Linked DNA regions of Homo sapiens: region 2 is linked to region 1. A link is an interaction called in ENCODE POLR2A ChIA-PET data of the cell type or tissue named here. Cell type or tissue: GM12878. All regions are shown on one strand. Each heading gives the region's core, and the rest is flanking DNA. Links, peaks and the distances in the headings are about the cores only.

Region 1 (5,392 bases), core at 119-5,118:
AAAACAATCTTGAAAAAGAAGAACAAATTTGGAAGACTCACACTGCCCTATTTCAAAACTTACTGCAAAGGTACAGTAATCAAAACAGTGTGGTGCTGGCACCAGGATAAACATATAGATCAATGGAATAGAATTGAAAGTCCAGAAAAAAAAAACCCATGCAGCTCAAATGATTTTTGATTAGGGTGCCAAGATCATTTAATGGGGAAAGAATAGTCCGTTCAACAGATGCACTGGAAAAATAGATATCCACATGTAAAAGAATGAAGTTGTACCATGACCCCATACCATATATAAAAGTTAACTCAAAATGGATAAAAGACCTAAATACAAGAACTAAAACTGTAAAATAACTAGAAGAAAATGAAGGAATAAATCTTCACGTCTTTGGACTTGGCAATTGTTTCTTAGATATGATACCAAAAGCATAAGTAACAGAAAAAAAATGAATAATTGGACTTAATAAAAATGAAAACTTTTGTGTATCAAATGACATTATCAGGAGAATGAAAAGACAACCCAGAGAATGGGAAAATTATAATCTGATAAGGGTATCCAGAATATATAAAGAACTCTTACAATCTAATAACCAAAAAATCCCCAGTTAACACTGGGCAAAGACTTGAATAGATATTTTTCCAAATAAGATATACATGATATACACATGGCCAATAAGCTCATGAAAAGATTTGTCATTAGTCATCAGGGAAATTCAAATCAAAACCACAATTAGATACCACTTTACATCTGCTAGGATGGCTACAATAAAAACCAACAAAACAACAAGTGTTAGAGAGGATGTGGAGAAATTGGAACCCTAATACACTGCTGGTTGGAAAGTAAAATGGTGCAGCCACTGTAGGAAACAGTTTGGTGGTTCCTCAAAAAGTTAAACACAGAAATACCACATGATCCAGCAATTCCACTCCTAGTTATATACTTAATAAAATGGGAAACAGGTAGGTATTCAAACAAAAACTTACACACCAATGTTCATAGCAGCACTATTCATAATAGCCAAAAGGTAGAAACAGCTCAAATATCTATCAACTGATGAGTGGATAAACCAAATATGGTATAGTATATCCATACAATGGAATATTATTCAGCCACAGAAAGGAATGAAGTACTGTTACTGATTAACCTTGAAGACATTATGCCACGTTAAAGAAGCCGGACACAAAAGACCACAAAGTGTATGATTCTACTTATATGAAATATCCATAATAGGCAAATCTATAGCACCAGAAAGCAGATTAAGTGGTAGCCAGGGGCTGGGGGGAAAGGGGAATAGGGAATGATTGTTTAATGGGGATGAGGTTTCCTTTTGGGGTGGTGAAGACAGCCTGGAATTAAATAGTGGTAATGGTTGCACAATACTGTGAATGTCCTAAATGGCACTGAATTGTGCAATGTAAAATAGTTAAAATAGTAAGTTTCATGTTATGTGTATTTTACCACAATAAAAAGAAAGGTGTTTATATGGGGTACAAGATGCGTGAATGGTGGCCATGAAGCAGAATGAATGAAAGAAAATGGCAGTGTGACTGAATGGCGGGAAATTGGGGGCACCGTGGGAGAGAATACATGTTAATGATTGGTAGAGTGGGAAGGAGTAGGAGCCATGAGGGGCAGAGTGAGCTGGAAGGGGAGTGATGCTGTTACTTTATATCTGAGTGGGTCCTGTGCTCCTGGAAAGCAGTCATGGTTACAAAATTCTCACAGCCCCTGGCTCCCTTTGGGGTTCCAGCAAAGGGCTAACTGCAAAAGTCCCTGGATTACCTGCTTGGGCTGCCATAATAAAATGCCACAGACTGGACGGGTTAAACCAGAAGTTTATTTGGCATAGTTCTGGAGGCTGGGAGAAGTCCAAGATGAAGGGGCCAGCTGATTTGGTTCCTGGTGAGGGTTCTCTATAAAGAAAGCCATAAGGCTTGCAGACAACTGCCTTCTTACTGTGTTTTCACATCACCTCTTTTTTGTGCAAATGGAGAGAGAGTGAGCAAACTCTTGGACGTCTGTTTTTATAAGGGCACTAATCCCATTAGACCAAGGCCCCACCCTCATGACCTCATATAGCCTTAATTACCTCCCAAAGGCCCCATCCTCAAATACCATCACATTGACAGTTTGGGCTTCAACGTATGAATGGGGGGGGGGGGGGGGAAGGGGCGCAATTCAGTCTATAGTAGTCCCTAATGTATTTACACATTCTGAGATAAGACCTATCTCTATCTGTCCTGATTGATGACTCAAGGATGACTCTTTTGCTTACCTGCCTCTATACAACCCGAGGTCTCTTTCCTTGTCTTTGGGATGTTCCTCATTAAGAAAAGTTTTCCCTATTGCAATAAGCTGAAAGGGCTCACCTGTGCATTTTCTTTCAGGTGATCAATTGGTAGAATATGATTAATAGGGGAGAGTGTTTGAGGTCCGGAACCTGATCACTGTCTGTCTCCTGTTTATTCCCCTAGGCCTCAGGGAGGCCTCATAGGACTGGGACCCTGGAATCTCCGCCCTCTCAAATCTCTCTGCAACAGTTTCCCAGGAGGAGGATGGAATGTAGTCCTGGCGGGGTCGCGATCAGATCTGTCTTCTCACCTAGTCTCCGACTAATATTCCACCTCACCTGGGCCCCTTTATCCCTGGGCTTATGTCTCCAACTCTCCCTGCGCCTATGTTTACCAATGTCACTTTCTTCACGTTTCTTTCTCCGTGGGCAGATTGTACCACACCTCCCTATTTGCACCAGTGGTATCTCCCACAACGGACTGTACCAACCTGAGCCTTCGCCACCGCTAGCTTAATAGTATCTATCTCCCTACTGTTATTTTCTTGAGAGGAGTACCAGCTCCACACGTTCTCCCCATCTCCCCACTGATACTGACCGGTGGAGGAATGTATTATCACCGGCTCTGCATCCTTTTTCCCCGGTAATAGGTACCAGGGATGTCCGTACCATTTCAGGCGTCCCCCGTCTCCGCAGTGGTATCTCCCGGCGGAGGGGTCTGTGGTCCTGAACTCAACATTTTTACATACCCGTTCTCTTGAAACCCCCCCAAACACGCCCATAATTTGCCCGTCACTAGCTTTGCACAAAGGGCCCCACTTTTATCGCCAAGTTTTCAAAGTCCTCTCGGAGTTCTATCTTTTCCAAACTTTAAAAGGCATATTACTCTCCTGTACGGAATGGTAAGGGCTGTAAAGATGCCTGCTCCCTTGACAAGCTGGTTTACTGGCACGGCCATTTTTCTTGCCAGCCAAATACGTACAATCATTGCAGTTAAGGAACAAAAAAGTTTTGGTGTTCTATAGCACTGCTTAATAACTATAGTTAGCAATAATTTATTGTACATTTTCAAATACCTAGAAGAGAGGATTTTGAATATTCCCAACGCAAAGAAATGATAAATATTTGAGGTGATGCACATGCTAATTACCCTGATTTGATCATTACACATTGTATGCATGTATTGAAATACCACTCTGCACCCTACAAATATGTACAATTAAAAAAATTTAATCATTAAATTAAAGAAAACCACAGAACAACTTTGGCTGCTAGCACCGACGGCTTTGGGAACGGTACTGCGCATGAGCAAGTATAGTGACTGGCAGTACCTAATTAATGCAGGATAAAGGTCGGAAAAAGGTGGCTGTCAGAGGAAGTTGTGACTGATTTTGGAAACACAAGGGGACCTTGCCTGAATAAGCATTCGGATCTTAACATCAGAGCAGGGTATGAGGCGGGGCAGAGAGTTTACATCGAACGGAAGTGAGAGGGCTGGTGGTCTGCGGACAGAGTCGTCATTTAACCTCTTTGTGCCTTAGTTTCTCTAACTGTAAAATAGGGATGATGATGTTAATGATAATAATAATAATACCTGCCTTGTATGGTTGTTGTGTAGATCAATTGAGTCAATATAAGTGTTTACAACAATGCCTAGCACATACGTAAGTCTTATATATGAGTTTAATATTATTATTATACTATTATTAATACCATAAAATGGATACATATAAACACATAAAATGGAATAGGGAAGTAGAGCAAAACCAAGGCCAGGTTGAAATGTCTATATGTAGATCATAGGATTCTACATAATTATGTTGAGCTACAGTTATTTTTCTGAGCTTCCTAGAAGCCACAACATAGAGGGGGAAAAAAGCTCATTTGCTTTATTTATCTCACCCATACAGAGAAAGTAAGCCACTTCCTCAGAAGCAAAGATTTCTTTGATAAGACAGTTCTCTGATGCGTCAGCCAAGTCCCTTATCAGCAATCTTGTGATAAATACAGAGATAGGATTGCTCTGCTGTGACTTAAAATATGTCTGCATGTCAACCAAAGGTGTCCTGCTAAAGCAGAACTAAAAATATGTGACTCTTCAGGAAATCAAAGCCATGTCTGCACAAATAGCTCTTATGTTCTGGCTCAATATATGGACCTTGATCATCAGGAAGAATCAGTAAACCTCATGCCCTTCAAATTCTTTTCTGATCTATATGTAGTTTTTCCACATCTGGGGTTTCAGAACAGCCTGAGCAACCCAAAGGTCTGCCCTTTTCCTTTTTAGGCTCAGAATTCATGATGTCCCTAAGCATGTTCAGTACTTTCCCTTCTGCCCTTTTTAAGAAAGTCTATATTATTTTGTCATTTTTTTCTCTTCCTACAGAAGTGATTTAGAAGTGGCACACCAAAAATCCAAACTCTTGAGGAATATACAATCTGAAAGGGGGAATTCACTTATAATCTCATATCACCACTCATTCCAAATAACCAATTTCTGATGAATTTGGTTAATTTCCACCTATACACCTCTCTCTCCCCCTTGTTCTTTCTCTTTATATTTACATACACATATAAATATATACGTATGTAAATGTCTTCCTTTTGCTAAAATCTGCTCATTATGTAAAACTGTTTTGCCATTCCATTTGCCCAGAATAGTATTAATAATGGTCATAGTGGTAATGATAATGATAATACAAATGATAATGATAACAAAAGTGACACAACAAGAGCCGACATGTAGTGAGCTCACACTGCACCTGACACCATACTAAGCATTATATATGCATGATCACTTTTAATTCTCACAATGACCTTAGGAAGTAGGTACCATTTTTATCTACCTCTTACAGCTAAGGAAGCTGAGTACCAGAGTGGATAAGCAGATTGCATGGGCTTGCACAGCTGCTCACTGGCATAGCTGGAATAGCCCCTACTTAATGAACACTTGTTGATGGAAGGTATTTCAGTATCAGGACATAGAGATATTTTTAAGAGATGCTTTTTTTTCTTGTATGCATGTACTACGATTTATTAATCAGCCCCATATTGAAGGACTTCTGTGTAATTTCTGCTACAGTGTGGCAGTGATCTCTCTTG
Region 2 (5,392 bases), core at 300-5,299, 84 kb after region 1:
CGGGTTTTCACCATGTTGGCCATGCTGGTCTTGAACTCCTGACCTCAGATGATCCACCCATCTCGGCCTCCCAAAGTGCTGGGATTACAGGTGTGAGCCACCGCACCCAGCCTGTCTTCTTATTAGATTGAGGTTACACATTTTTGGCAAGAATACTACAGAAGCAATGTGTCCTTCTCAGTGCATTATATCAGTGGTCACATAATGGCTACATCATCTTACTGGTGATATTAACTTAGATCACTTGATTAACCCAGTGGTATCTACTAGGTTCCTTCACCATAAAGTTACTATTTTTTCCTTTGTAATTAATAAATATCTTGGGAAGGTACTTTGAAACTATGTGAATACACTTTCTCATCAAGGTTTTACCCACTAATTTTAGCACCCATGGGTCAATCTTCCCTGCAACAATTATTACTGTAGTATTCTAATAACAATTTTCTACTTCCCTCACTCTTTCTACATTTGTTAATTAGAATTATTCAGTAAGGAAGAGTTGTCCCTTTTACCCCCATTTATTTATTTATTCAATTATTTATTTACAACAATTTAGACTCACACATATTTATTTTAATCTATGGGTTATAATCTATCATTATTTATTTTCTGTCTCAAATTATTCCAGCTTTGGCCACTGCAAGCTCTTTCAGTTTAGTTTATGGTGCTCTTTTGATATGCCTCCATCTTTTTAAAAAAGCACTTCATTACCTTTTCAGACTAGAAGGTGCTCCAATTCAACTACTTTTTCATGGAACCCTGGTTCCTTTTATTAGAGAATGGTATTTAAAAACCAAGATCTGACTGCTATATGTGCTCACTGGTACTGAGTTATTATTGCTTCTAGACCCTCTCAGCTAACTTGAAAGCTTGGAAATATATGTATATATATTAACCCATGCATGCACATATATTCATTCTCATTCTCTCTCTGTCTCTCTCTCTCTCTCCACCTCTGATTCCAATCCAACACCACAGGATTCATTCCAGCCTTTCCCATTTCCTTAATTATAACAGTGAGAAATCTAGCTCTCACTAACTATGATATATTTACTTACTTGTTCAACTCTAGTATTAACATAAAGAACTTTCAGAATTGCTAACTCATACCCCTGAGAACAACAAATTTACTAACTAGAGAATAATGTTTTTTGTCTATACCCTTACAGTATCCAATAAAAGTACTATGTCCTAAGTTATGTATTTCTGTCTTTTCTGCCCACCCCCTTCAGTGTAGTGTTATTAATTTATAAGATAGTTGGGTTCTTTTTTCTTTTTTTTTTTGAGATGGAGTCTCGCTCTGTCACCCAGGCTGGAGTGCAGTGGCACGATCTTGGCTCACTCCAATTTCTGCCTCCCAGGTTCTAGCAATTCTCATGTCTCAGCCTCTCGAGTAGCTGGGACTACAGGCACGCGCCACCACGCCCGGCTAATTTTTGTATTTAGAGATGGGGTTTCACCATGTTGGCCAGCCTGGTCTTGAACCCCTGACCTCAAGTGATTCGCTTGCCTCGGCCTCCCAAAGTGCTGGGATTACAGGTGCGAGCCACTGTGCCTGGCCAAAGATAGTTGCGTTCATTTTTTAAAGTTTGTGTTCCACTTTGGGTTCCCCCCCAAATCCTTTCTAAAAATTTTCCATATAGTCAAATCTGCTTCTTTTGGTATACATTTCTATGGGTTTTGATAAATGTGTGGAGCCATCACCACAGTCATGATACACCAGTTGAAGGGCGTTTGAGTTCTTTCCAGGTTGACAATTGTGAGTAAGACTGCTTAAAACATTCATGCACAGGTTTTAGTGTGTATATAAGTTTTTATTTATCTTGGGTGGAATACCTAAAAATGGGATTGCTGAGTGGTATGATTAATTTTATATGAAACTGTGTAATGTATAAGAGCTCCAGTTGGCCCACATCCTTTAAAGTACTTGGTATGGTCAGACTTTTTTATTTTAGCCATTCTAAGAGGTGTGTAGGGGTATTTAGTTGTGGTTGTAGTTTGCATTTCCCTAATGACAGATAATGTTGAACATATTTTCATGTGCTTATTTGTCATTTTTTGGTAAAGCATCTGCTCAAGATTTTTGCCCATTTTTATGGGTTGTTTACTTATAGCATTTTGAGAGTTGTTTTACATATTTTTTTCAGACAGGGTCTTGCTGTGTTGCCTATGCTGGAACGCAGTGGTACAATCATAGTTCACTGTATCCTTGATCTCCTGGGCTCAAGATCCGCTTGCCTCAGCCTCTCCAGTAGGTACGACTACAGAAATGCACCACAATGCCTGGCTAGTTTTTTATTCTTGTAGAGATGAGGTCTCACTATGTTGCCCAGGCTGGTCTCAAACTCCTGGCTCAAGCAATCCTCCTGCCTTGGCCTCCCAAAGCGCTGGGATTAAAGGCATGAGCCACCATGCCTGATCTACATATTCTTAATATGAGTCAGGTATATGTTTTGCAATTATTTTACCCTAGTCTTTGGCTTGTTTTCTTTTAATACAGCACAGGGTTTTTATTTAAAAATCCAATTTATCAATACATTTTAATGGATTGTGCTTTTCCATGTCATATCTAAGAAATCTTTGCAAACCCAAGATCATGAGGTTTTCTTCCTTGTTTTCTTCTAGAAGTTTTACACTTTTATGTTTTACATTTAGATCTATGATCCATTTTTTATTGTGGTCAAATATACATATAAAATTCACCATTCTAACCATTTTAATGGTTATTCATTTGGTATATTCACAAATTTGAGCAACTATCATCACTATCTAATTCCAGAATATTTTCATCACTACAAAAAGGAAACTCTATACCCACTAAGCAATCACTTCCCACTCTCTCACCTCAGCCCTTGGCAACCACTACTGCTTTCTGTCTCTACAGATTTGCCTATTCTGGATATTCCATATAGATTAAATCATAAAATACTGTGGCCTTCTGTGTTTGGGTTCTTTCACTTAGCATAGTTTTAAAGTTTATCCATATCGTGGCACATATCCATGACACAATCCTTTTTATAACTGAATAATATTCCATTGTATAGATATACCACATTTTGTTTATCCATTCATTGGTTGATGGACACTGGGTAGTTTCTATCTTTTGGTTTTTGTGACTAGTGCTTCTACGAATGTAAGTGTACAAGTTTTTCTTTGAACACCTGTTTTCAATTACAGATGGTCCCCCAACTTACAACGTTTCAATTTTACAATGGTGTAAACATGACACATTGAGTAGAAAGTGGTATGACAGTCTCTCACAATGCTGGGCAGTGGTAGCGAGCCACAGCTCCCAGTCATTCATGTGTTCACAAGGGTATACTGTAAGAATTAAAGAAAGAGGAAAGAAACATGAAAGGTGGCTCAACAGTCAAAGACAGGTTCATTTTAGAGAAATACACCTGAGAGGGGTAAGAGTTTTTAAGGATTTAGGGCAGGAGAGTTTATCAGAGACTTTGACTGCTTTTGTGTCTCTTAGTTGTGCTTATCTGGGAGGGAGACTTATGTGTCTGTCCCCATACATCTTCCTGCAGCTGCAGGCATACCGCCGCACCCCTCCCCCCGCCCCCCGGAGAGTCTGCTTTTAGCTTCCCTATCTTACTGCACCTGAAGGGGAAGGAATGTGCTTATTAAGACCCACTGTTTCATGGGGCCCATTGTATGACGGTGAAGTTTGGCAGTTACCCAAGAGACATCCCCCGCCGCCCGCCCCTGCCGCTGCCCGCCCCAGCTCAGTGCCTGAGCTGTCTTATCTGTATTTTACTGTCTGCTCTTTTCTGGTTGCTTGCAGTTAGGAGAGAAGTGATTTCCTTGAAATGCATGAGGATAGAAAGGGAGCTGGAACTGAAAGTGGCGGTGTTTGTCTGAGATGACAGTACTCCTGCTCTGTCATTGCAGACCCTATAGTTATAAAAGGACAAGGGGCGATGTGTTCTTTCTGGCTACTTCCTGCTGAGGGGTGGGGCGGAGAGTTTCTTGGTCTCGGATTGACTGCTGGAGCAACACCATCTGTAGATGTTTTTGGGTACTTGCCTGTGAGGTGGCCGTGATCCTGTCAGTTAAAAATCTTTGAAAAATGTTAATTAGGCAGGGCAAGAACATTAGTCCTAGGCATATTATTAGGAGAGGGCCCAGGAATGGGTTGACCCATGCTGTGATTTTGTTTTTAAACCAATAATTTATTTGGTTGTTTTGGTATTTCCTTAGCTCTTTAGCCCCCCTTTTATTATTATTATTTTTAGTTTTTCAGCAGCACGTTTTACTGGGCCCAACTGGTTGAGATAGAAACATTCCTCACCCAATGAGAGGCAGAGCCGCATGTTTGGAAAGGCCCGTGTGTTATTTTTTTGTTAGTAACTGTTATTCCTGCTATGAGGCTAATAATTAAGCAAAATGCTACAGTAATTGAGATTTTCTGATATTCCACCCTGAGGGTGCTACAGCATATAGTCCTACTGCAAATAGTAGAGTGAGTAAAGCAATTCCCACAAGGGTGGCATAGTAAATAATTTCCATTAAAAAGGTTTTAATATTTGGCTTAAAAGGAGAGAAACGACAAAAAGTATTTGTAGGGGTGAGACTGAGTAAGATGAGTAATTCTCACTCAGTTACTTATTTTTGGGATTTTCAGCTTAAGATTTCTTATTTCTTTACATTGATATTTAGGATGTTTCTCTGGGCTGTTAGGGGTTGCTTCCTTAGCTTTTCAGGCTTTGACTTGAGTGTGATGTAACCAGGAGTTGGTTTTTCTAAAGGATATAATTTAAACTGTAGCAAATGATAAAAATTGAAAAACATTACGCAAGGCTAGAATTTAACAACAGGTGTGCTACAGTTTTTGAAACATAATTTTCATTCTCCAGTTTCCCATTTTATTAAAAGACAAATTATGGTAGGACTGGTTTGCTTTATTATACTTGGCTTAATTATTTGTATACAGTGCAGCAAGAATAATTATTTGCTATATAGGCCTTTTAAATTGGCTTTGATGGAACTTTGTTTCATAGAAGGAATTTGGGATAAGACTTTTTAAAGCCGAGCCCAGCCATGGATTTGTACTATCAAATACCTATGAGTTGGGCAAATTCCTTTTCTCTTGAGGTTTTAAGATAACTTGGGGTTCCTGGCCTGTTAGAAAGTGACATTCTTTACTTACTACAGATCACAAACCCTGTACAGGGACTGTGTACACAAAATATAAGGCCAGTTTTCCAAGGGCTTTATTGGTTCCATAAGTTAAGTTTGATTCCTTAAAGGAGAGCACACCATTCCAGTCAAAGCCTTGGTAAAACAACCAGTTTTTCCCATTGCGTTCTGTTACAAAAGAAAACAGAGTCTTATTGCACTGATGCAAACAACGATATTGTTGTAATTTAAGAAAACTTATAACTAG

What was found. Peaks named below come from ENCODE experiments on the same cell type or tissue, not always from the same donor. Only the 100,000 strongest peaks of a DNase experiment are listed, where the experiment ranks them.
Region 2: POLR2A ChIA-PET joins it to region 1 with 5 read pairs; 2 of 35 experiments call an interaction of 5 or more read pairs at or near these places.

What each region holds. Positions count from the first base shown.
Region 1 is chrX:48,018,930-48,024,321 of GRCh38, reverse strand. No RefSeq gene overlaps it. Among named protein-coding and RNA genes, the nearest start is that of SPACA5, 15 kb to the right of the region's middle. RefSeq lists a silencer at 3,193-3,242. In GM12878, for the core only: no CTCF peak of the experiment used is centred there; DNase peaks (open chromatin) are centred at 2,891 and 3,021; H3K4me3 peaks cover 1,177 bases; H3K27ac peaks cover 943 bases.
Region 2 is chrX:47,935,001-47,940,392 of GRCh38, reverse strand. No RefSeq gene overlaps it. Among named protein-coding and RNA genes, the nearest start is that of ZNF182, 66 kb to the left of the region's middle. In GM12878, for the core only: no CTCF peak of the experiment used is centred there; no DNase peak of the experiment used is centred there.